3 separate regions of the Homo sapiens genome follow, and all the other regions are linked to region 3. A link is a loop called in an ENCODE intact Hi-C map of the cell type or tissue named here. Cell type or tissue: Calu3. All regions are shown on one strand. Links, peaks and the distances in the headings refer to the core of each region. The heading gives the core; the rest is flanking DNA.

The links. Peaks named below come from ENCODE experiments on the same cell type or tissue, not always from the same donor. Only the 100,000 strongest peaks of a DNase experiment are listed, where the experiment ranks them.
Region 1: a loop joins it to region 3, with 4 times the contacts of the local background. A loop is called at or near these places in 14 of 110 quality-filtered maps.
Region 2: a loop joins it to region 3, with 5 times the contacts of the local background. A loop is called at or near these places in 9 of 110 quality-filtered maps.

Annotation. Positions count from the first base shown.
Region 1 is chr5:143,966,493-143,969,717 of GRCh38, forward strand. No RefSeq gene overlaps it. Among named protein-coding and RNA genes, the nearest start is that of HMHB1, 160 kb to the left of the region's middle. In Calu3, for the core only: a CTCF peak has its summit at 1,769 (motif pointing left); a DNase peak (open chromatin) is centred at 1,709.
Region 2 is chr5:143,594,512-143,597,736 of GRCh38, forward strand. All of the region lies in intron 3 of LOC105378209 (a long non-coding RNA gene), which reads left to right. Among named protein-coding and RNA genes, the nearest start is that of MIR5197, 84 kb to the right of the region's middle. RefSeq lists enhancers at 730-1,929, 1,693-1,987, 1,808-1,952 and a cis regulatory region at 1,874-1,887. In Calu3, for the core only: no CTCF peak of the experiment used is centred there; DNase peaks (open chromatin) are centred at 850, 1,440 and 1,870.
Region 3 is chr5:143,402,000-143,405,224 of GRCh38, forward strand. NR3C1 (nuclear receptor subfamily 3 group C member 1) reads right to left here and starts at 1,687. Exons shown (of 9, transcript NM_000176.3): 1 at 1,212-1,687. LOC128966704 reads right to left here. Exons shown (of 2, transcript XM_054328421.1): 2 at 2,667-2,917. The coding sequence ends at 2,887. RefSeq lists silencers at 683-782, 993-1,072, 1,313-2,582 and enhancers at 2,588-3,225, 2,633-2,702, 2,743-2,882. In Calu3, for the core only: a CTCF peak has its summit at 1,794; DNase peaks (open chromatin) are centred at 1,812, 2,082, 2,292, 2,802 and 3 weaker places.

The DNA of each region.
Region 1 (3,225 bases), core at 392-2,891, 560 kb after region 3:
TTTCCAAGTGTAAGTCTTCAATTTCCCATCAGTAGCTTTTTTTGTTTGTTTTTGTTTTTGATTCCTTAAGCATACTTAAGGCCTTTGCACTTACTCTTCCTTCTAGTTGACACCCTCCCCCTAAAATCTTTGGCAATGCATAAGTTAACTAAAAAGGTTTCTCACTTTCCCAGGCAATTATTTAGAATTATTCTAAGAAGTTAAATTATTGGAAGTATGAGAGAAATTTCAAAGCTAGTAACATAGTGCCATCTAAAATATTAAATTATAACACTGTAAAACATGGAATATTATATATCCAGTTCTTTAGATGTTATTTTTCCTGATTCAAGCTCAATATTCCCTACTATCTACATAAATTATGCCTGCAGGACCTAAGTTTTATTATATTTATTTATTTATTTTACCTAATTAAGGTGTTATTCAAATAAATACTCTATGTATCTTCTAGGCTTCCCTGTCCCTATGCCTCAGCTCTGCTATTTGTTTCATGCCAAATATTTTTATCTCCTTCTTTCCCTCTCTTTTCTATATATATATATTTCTAAATTAAAGCCCGTTTTTTTTCCTGCAAACCTTTCATGGCCAGCCACTCAGAGACGTTTTCTGAGTTCCCTGTGCACTTTATTGCTACAGGACTTAATACAAGATTGGAAGTCCTATTTGCATGCATATTTTACATCCCCTGCTAGACTATAAGCATTTCACTATGGGTGCAGAGAAGGGGTCTTTGTTTTTCCATCACTGAAATGCCTAACATTAAAATTTTTTTTTGGCTACCTCTTCTATGCCAGGCATTATTCTTGGTGTTTCAATTACAAAAGGAAATCAAGCAATGCTGGCTACTCTCATAAGCCACATGTGAAATGGAGAGGTTCTGTGGGTAGAACATATCCAATATTTTTACCTTTTAAAAAAATTTAGAACTGACAATCTAGCAGTAGAAAAATACATATACACCAAACTACACAAGAGAACTATTGAGAGAAAATAAATATTAAAGACAGAGGAATTTTATATAAGAAAATTCTCTAAAAGAGAAGGGGGTTGAGGTAAGCCTCATGGAGAAAGCATGGTAGTTTGTATATAATAATATTTAGTGTATATTTGTAAAGGAAAGGGATATGCATAAATGTATTTAACAAATTGCCTTTTGTTTAGTTTTGTGTTGAAAGAGAGAACAGTGCCTCAGATGATGCAGAGTCAGAGATCATCTCTCCCCAAAGTTACATTTTGGTTTTGAAGTATACTACATGATTTATTTACTGATTATTTCTGGTACATATTTCTCTGAAATCAACTTTAATGTCTGAGGAATATATCAAATGAGGAAAATCATTCTGGGGCTAAAATATACCATGGAAGATTCCCTTAGTGGTCAATTAGGATTGACTATTCCTAGCTATAAAGAGAAAAGAAAAAGAATATAGAAAATAAGGCTCTAAGTAAGTCTCAGAGCATTGGTCCTGGAGTGAAACCATGAGGACCATCTCTTCAACTCCATTTTCACAAGACCTCTACATGCCTTGTATCTGCAGATAGGCGGTGATGAAGAAATATACATGCTTTTGAGAGCTCAGCTGTTTACAAGGAATTCAGTGGATCTGAGCAATAGTAGTTTAACTTGAAATGCCAAGTTAATTTTTTTTTTTTTCTAATCAGAGGTAGATCTATCTTTATCTTGGTAGGTCTACCATGTTTATTTTCAATTGATCAATAGTGACACCTGCTGGCTCAGGAAGAGACACTTGCCTAATGTGACTATAGGACTGAAATAACTGTGGGAAATAGTGGATATAGTTAGCTCATCAATCCTAAAAACCAAAATGGAACAACCTTAAGACCAAGCTGATTATTGTGTGGAAATTCTCAAGATGATCACAAAAATGAGTCATTATTGGGATGTAGACTTGATGGTGGTGAAATATGATCTAAGACTTGAGTAATCCTTGGAGGAGAGGCAAAGTAATCCTATTCTAGCTGCCTCTCCTAGCCTCACTTCTGGATTAGGGACAGCACTTTCCAATCTCTTTTCCTACCTTTAGTCTGATTTCGCTTCAACACATCTTACGAAAGACCTAGAGTAATTTCATAATCACATTCATGCTCCAAAGCCTGAATGAAATTTATAAGAGGACAGGGAGATAATTGGTGCACAGTCACACTGTGACACACACTCAAATCCAGTGGCAGGAGCCAAGAAGCCAAAGCAAATGGCTCATCACCAGATATGCTCTGACAGGTAGAGATGCAGGTGCTCAGGATCAGAACTGACATGCTGCACAGTATAGCGCCTCTGAGGTGGCCTGGCAGATCTGTGGAGAGGGGCTCCCTCTCAAAACCCTACCCCCATGTTCCTATCCCCCTCAGTCTTTGTTGCTATTTTGAGTGCCTTTCAGGCTGCAAAGATGCCCTTGATTCCTCCAACTTTGCCTCCTTGATCTGTTTTTCCTGAGGAGAAGTGGATGCTCTGAAAGTACTTGTCCCAGTCCCCCTATTTTCCATTTCTTTTTAGTCATCTTGGAAGGCAAATGATATCAAAGTTAAGCTAAGAAGCCAATAATTCACATGTAAATTTGCATTTTAAATGGGAGCACCTTAGCAAAGTATGTACTTAACCCAAAGCATGCACATCTAATGTTCATTGTGCCAAGGAACAAGAAGGAGACATTCGGAGCAGGAGCAGGACCTTCTGGATGCACTGAAAATAAGTACATATAAATAAGAACAATAATCATAAGTCATTCTTAATACTTACTGGGCACTCACATGTAGGAGACATAGTGCTATTCGTTTGATTCCTCTTGCTGTGTAGAAGCATCACAACAATTCTAATAGGTAGAAATTATTATGCCTAGTTTATAGATGACAATACAAATGTTCAGAAAATATAAGTAACTTGTCCAAGGTTATACAGCAAATATTGATGAGTCTGAGACGTCAACCAGGGTCTTTCTGACTTAGACTCTATATACTTAATTATGCTCTACTACACTTTTTTTTCAAAGGCTGGCCTGGATCATCAATGACATCTAACTGTTTAGACTAAGAGAACAAAGATATGGTCTCCATAAGTAACAGTCCAAAGGAAACATTTTACAAAACAGGTAAGCTGCAAAGCACTGCATACATGCCAGTTATTATTACAAGAGGAAGAATGTGGCATCAAGTTTGAGCTTCTCTTTATAATTCTATAAGACAAATGAATGAGAGAGAGAGGTTTGG
Region 2 (3,225 bases), core at 392-2,891, 190 kb after region 3:
TTATTTGCTGTGAATGTTGGCAAAGCTATGTCTCATTTTCTTCATCCATGAGTTGAGAATAATAATGGTAACTCTTCCATGGTTCTGAGGATTAATTAACACAGGTAATATATGTGGTGCCTAGCACATGGTAAGTACATGTTATTAATATCCATTTCTAAGGCTCCTTGGTGACAGTTTCGACCATCCTAGATATTTTAGTGAAGCTACTGTATGTATATGGATATTTGTCTCTCTGGTTGATTTTTCTAACGTTGGTTAAAAATGTATCCAGAAGAAGAAATAAAAATAACAATCATCCTCCAGTTTTAAAAGCAGATGAGTTCTTGAGAAGAGGGCAAATGAGTCTGTATATGGAGCACAGGCCCAGCCACTTTTACATTTTATTTGTTTATTTTAAAAAAGACCACATTTCGCTTTGTTGCCCAGGCTGGAGTGCAGTGGTGCAATCACAGCTGACTGTAATCTTGAACTCCTGGGATCAAGCAGTCCTCTCACCTTGGCCTCCTGAATTATTGGGATTACAGGCATGAGCCAACATGTCTGGCTGACCCAGCTACTTTAGAGATCAATAGTGATCTCCCATCTGCTCCCCCACAGGCATAACCAACAATCTCATGCTGAGAACTGATGCTTCTCTCTGCCTTTGCACATTGTAAACATGGTGCATTTGCTGCATTTTCCTATGATCTTCTGCTAAACTCAGGCCTTTTATTTACAGACAAACGGTGCGACTTTTACACAGGCATCATGGGAGTAAGCCCAAGATATTTTCTCACACTTGATTCCAGGCATGTGGGGTTTGGTTTCTTGATCAAATATCTGTGTTTGCTCTGTTTACAAGTATCTGATGAGCAAAACCAACAGAGGTGCTCCAGACAGGCTGGCTGTGCTGATCCCTTGGAAAAGAATTAAACAAAACCCAGTCTTTGTGTGAGTACTGTCCTAGCGTGCTGACTGATCTATTTGCTGATTAAATTCTTAACCTGTACCTATTTGATGCTTACGTCAGTTTTGCGTCTTTGAACCCTAATTTTGCAGTGCTTTAGTGACCAATTTATTTTTTTCAGTAAACTGCATAAATGACTCATCAGCAGGAAATGTGAATAAATAGTCAACTTAACTGAAAATACAAATAAACATATCTTTCTTTTGTGAGGAGGATTTGCTTAAAGGGGAAAAAAACCTTGGGAGGATGGACTATAGTTCCTAAGAGGGCATAATCTTCTGCTTTTTCTGTGGGATTCTAGCCCCCTTTTCTGGGCAGGGATGGCATGAGCCCAGCTACTAAGGAGATATCTGTCCACATGACATTTATTAGTTTAGAAGTGGTAGCCTCTTCATCAGGAATTTAAGTAATTTTTAAAGAGTTACCTGATGAGTGCATACATGTATGTGTACGTGCATGTGTACGCGTGTGTGTGTGTGTGTGTGTGTGTGTGTGTGTGTTTTCTGGAATCCCTGTAAGTCATCTTTCTGGTCACTCATGTAGCCAGTGCTATGACCTCATATAATTGGAACTCTAATTCTACTGCCTACTAAACAGTCAATAATATTGAGCACTATTAAACATCTCATGAAAGAATAGCATTAGAATTAGCACCCAGATGGCATCATAACCATATGGGCACAATAATGTGGATATAAAGACATTTTCTTGATTACCATATCCACAGGACCTTTGATTCTGGAATTCTACATGGGATTCCTAATTTCCATGTAAATAGTTTTGTTAGCATGGCAATCACAGGCAGTCATTACAAGAACCTGTCTTGTATCTCTTAACTGAGATGAAAGAGAGGCAAAACGGAGGTGGTGATGAAAGCATTGCATAAAGAGTGACTTTCCATATTTCATGTCTGGATTAAATCCAAGTTTCAAAGTTCAGGAGGCCCCCTGAGCATGCTGGATACTTTCACTGATGACTCATGAGAGGTGTACATATTTTTCTCCCTTTGTTCAAGCGTGGTGACCAACTCCCTCTGCCCTCCCATTCTTATCTCCTTGTAAGTGCCCTAGGTGAGTATTTCCCCATCCTTCCCATCCTGTGATATGCCTGGGAACTTGCTGAGACACCACACTAGAAGAAAGGGTGAATCTCCCAGGGACTTTCACGCCATTATGACTTTTTCTATTTTTGTATGGAAAATATGAACCTCTAATGTTCTGATACTGGAAATCCAGAAGCTGGGCAAGTAACAGGTAAAATTCAAGGCAACATAGTATCCAGCCACAATGAAACTGAAAGAATATGGATAGGCTTGTACATGGTTTTGTTTTAAAGTAGTTCTAAATACTAAAGTTACAAATATTTTAAATTTACACATAAATACATAGAATTCTAATGATGGTTACAATCATTTAATAATAATACATCAAAAATTAGCAAAAGAGGAGAATCCAAGACCCTTCCTAAAAACCCTAAATAACTTCAATAAGAGCTAAAATATCAGGATACAATGTCTAAAACACCAGCTACACTCGATTAAGTTTCAGGGAAAAGCCAAAATAGACTCTTGTCTCTCTGACTCTGGGAATTCCAACTCAGGATGACCATGAAGAGATATGGGGACATTTTTAGGAGAGCCGTTTCAGCAGATCTTGTAGGTGAATGGGCAGACACATTAGCAATCTGGTATGAAATTCATCTTGGTTATCAGCCTGGAGTATTTCCACGTATTGATATCCTCTTTACTATCTTTCCAATTTTATTCTATTTAGTATTTATTATATGCATAGTTTTATTCTATTTAATATTTTCTTAATTTTTATTAGATTCAGATCTCTGGTTTTAAGACAATATTATTATATTACTTCTAATAATGATAGTAGTTAATACTTATTTAGTGTGGACTACCTTCTAGGCACAGTTCAAATTGCCATACAATTATTTTCTCTTTAATCCTCACAATACATTAATGAGATGGGTGTTACTATTATACACATTTTACCGATGTGAAAATGAAGGCGCTTAGAGGTGCTATAACTTGCCCAAGGTCACACAGCTGGTGTGGGGTGGCAGGATTTGATCAAAAGAAGTTTCTTCTCTAGCCAATGGATCAAACACATGCTCGGGGTCCAATCTCTACAGCCTCCCTGCACTCAGTGAGATGCTCACCAGTGGAGGGCAAGAGGCATTCTTATCTCACTGACCAAGTGTGGCTGGCCTCTCTCTGCTCACTGTACTCTGACGTTTCTTCTGTAACTCCTTTCACAGTGGTAATT
Region 3 (3,225 bases), core at 316-2,815:
CCCGTCCAATAAAAGGTAACTTTTCCTATGCGATGACGTTAGGCAGCATAAATGTCACTGGCCCTCACTGAAAAGTGAATATGAAGGTAGAGAGAGGGGTGTGGACTTGCCACTACAAATCTTGAGGGTAAACTGCTTATCTCCCCACCTCTCTGCCCCGTTTATCTGAGGCGATAACGATCTCTAAACACGAGGTATCGAATGGAGCCCAATGAATTTCCATGCCGCTTTTTTGACAGCTGCCTTCAAACCCGAAACCAAAACAATATTTCCTAAAACGAAAACGCTCCCTCAAGCGACATTATCCCCCAGTTTAAGTTGCAAATAACCCAGCCACATTAATTGGCCCTAATGAACCATGCCAGAGGGTCTTAAGTGGTATTACAAGGTTGCAATTATCAAGTCTGCAACCCCAAACGTCAAACTAGCACTTGTAAAAATCGCAGCACAAAACCATTACGGTTACAGGGGGTCTTTTTCTAAAAGGGGCCACTTAGAAACCTCAGGCGCGAATTAACAACAAACGCTAAAGAGCAAGCCCTTGCGGGGCGGGGGTGGAGAAGAGAAAAAAGTGCGAGGTTAAAAGAGAAGTACGTCCAGACCTGTTGAGTTCTCTCTCCGACACGCCCACTTCTAACAGATAACGCCGGCCCCGGCCGCAGTCTCCAAGTTGCGGGCTGTCAGCCCCCCGCGTGTGCACCCTCACGCGCCCCGCACGCCCTCCTCAAGCCAGGCGCCGCCGGGGCCTCCCCGGAGCCCGGGCTCGCGCTCGGGCGCGCCGGGGTGGCGTGCAAATATTCGGGCGAGTAAAATTCAGACGCGGCTTAGCGTTCACCACGAAAACGGGTGTCGGGCGACCCCCTTGGAGGGAAAGGGGACACTAGGGGGAGAAAAGAGGCCAGGATTCCCGCGAGGAATGAGAGGCTCGAAGCCCCCGGCAGTTCGACAGGGCTCCGCTCGCCGTCCGAGGTCAGGTTCCTCCCCCTCGGCCCGGCCAGGGGACGCCTGCGGAGGGAGAGGAAGAGGCCAGCGCTGTCACCCGCGCGCTGCCCTTTCGTCACCGTCGCCCGGCCCTTGCCAGCCCCCCACCCCCACTCCCCGAGGCTAATAAAAGTTTGTAGGCTCCCGCGGCGGCCCCCGAGTTGTCTCCGGTCCCAGCGGCACCTCGGGGGAGCGAGCGCGCCCCGGCCCCCTCCCGCCTCGCTTCTTACCTCTGGCAGAGGAGCCGCTCGCCCGCCACCGTCCGCAGTTCCCGCCGCAGCCGAGATAAACAACTTAGCTTGTGAACGCAGAAGGAGCAGGAGGGAAATATATTTTTTTTTTCTAAAAAAAGGAAGTAAACAGCCGCCCCTTTCTCCATGGGTGGGGGGAGAGCCCCTATTTAAGAAAGTCTCCCATTGCCCAGCTGACAAGCCAGCCCTCCGCCCCGCGCCGGGCTCCGCGGGTCGAGGTTCCGGGCGCGCGTGCCCCGTCCCGGTCCCAGCTGCTTCGGCCGCTCCGGCTGCGGCGTCTCCTTCCACCCACAGAATCCGTCCCCGACGGGCAGGCGGTGACTCGGGCTCCCGTCACAGACACGAGCTCGCAAAATGGAGGAGGCGGCGGCGGAGGGAAGAGAGCGCGGACACGCGAAAGGGCAGCCCGGCCTGGGCGAGCGAGCGGGACCGAGCGGGGAGCGGGTGGAGGCGGCGCCACGGCGCGCACACACTCGCACACACGCGCTCCCACTCCACCCCCGGCCGCTCCCCGCCCGAGGGGCCGCGCGGCGGCCGCGGGGAACGATGCAACCTGTTGGTGACGCTTGGCAACTGCAGGGGCGCCCGCGGTCCCTGCCCCCACGCCCTCCGCGCGGGCCCCGCCACCCCGGCCCCGACGGCGCCTGCACGCCCGCGTCCCCTGGCGTGGCCGCCCCGCCCGGTGCGCCGCGCTTCGCCCCCCGCCCCCAACTCCCCAGGAAAAAGGGTGGCGGCGGCAGCGGCGGGGGCCGACCTGGTCTCTCTGGGGCGGCGTTAAGAGGGCCACCGAGTTTCTCCAGTTTCTTTTCTCGCTACCTCCTTCCCGCCCCCGCCCAGCTCCGCGGCTCCAGACCCACTCGGGAGCTCGCTCTGCCCCTTGGCGGCAAGCGCCGCCAGTGCCCCTGCGGGTGACAGCGGGCGGGCCACAAGAGCCGGGGCGCCTCCCGCGGCTGAGCTGCGTGAGTGGCCCGCGCCGCCGCCGCCGGGCCGAGTTGCGTGAAGTGTGTCACTTCGAAAGGGGCTACGGGGTTGCACGGAAACGGTGCCGCAGCGTCTCGGCCGCGCTCGGGGCCGGGCGGCCTGACACGCCCTCTGGGGAGGCTTCAGGGAAGGGACGGGATAGCGGGGGTCGGCGCATACGTACTTTGGGCCCGGGGGGAGTCGCGTGCCGGCAGGTCCCCCACCACCGCATCATCTGGGCGGCCGGGTCTTCAGCTGCCGCCGCCGCGCTCTCGCACTGGGAGAGAAGTTGCAAAGCAGAACCCACCCTCCCCCGCGCCCCGACCGTCCCCCACCCTCTTCCCCGAGTCTGCGAGGCGGCGGCGGCGGCAGAAGGAGGCGCCGCCTGCCAAGTTCAACCCCCACCCCTCCCGCCCAATGTGCTCACACTCGAAGGAAGTTGCACGCCAAATGCAAAACCTCCAGCGAGCTGGATTTCTTTGCACTTTTTTTTTATTATTATGATTAAGGAAAGCAGGGGGCGGCAGGCTTAAAAGCAAGTTGCAGGCGAAATAGTAAGTTGCTGGCGAAATATAGCCCCCCTTCCGAAACTCCTGACCTCTTCTTCCACCCCGGCCAGGGCCCGCGTCCAAGTTCCCGGTGCAGGCCCCACCCCCGAATCTTGACATTTGCTGCCCTCGACTCTGTGCGTTGCTCACCCTATCACGTTCATAGGACCCCTGCCCCTACAAATAAAACAAAATACAGGCAGCTTTAAAATGCCAGCGTTCAACTCCCTACAGATGTTCCTGTTAGGAGCTTCCCCCTCAGTCCAAGGGGAAGGGAACTCGTGGTCCGTCCTGAGAAAGGAGAGGGCCGTGGGGCGAGGGGTGCCCGTGCGGGAAGCCCCCGCCCCAGCTCCCTTCCCCAGCTCGCCGCGTCGGGAAGGCTTGGACGATGCCGGGACCGAGCCTCCTACCTTGTGCGGCACAGATTATGATTTTTGTGACTCTGGGAAAGGTTGTGCTGTGTGGGTTTAGGGTTTGGGGAGGTA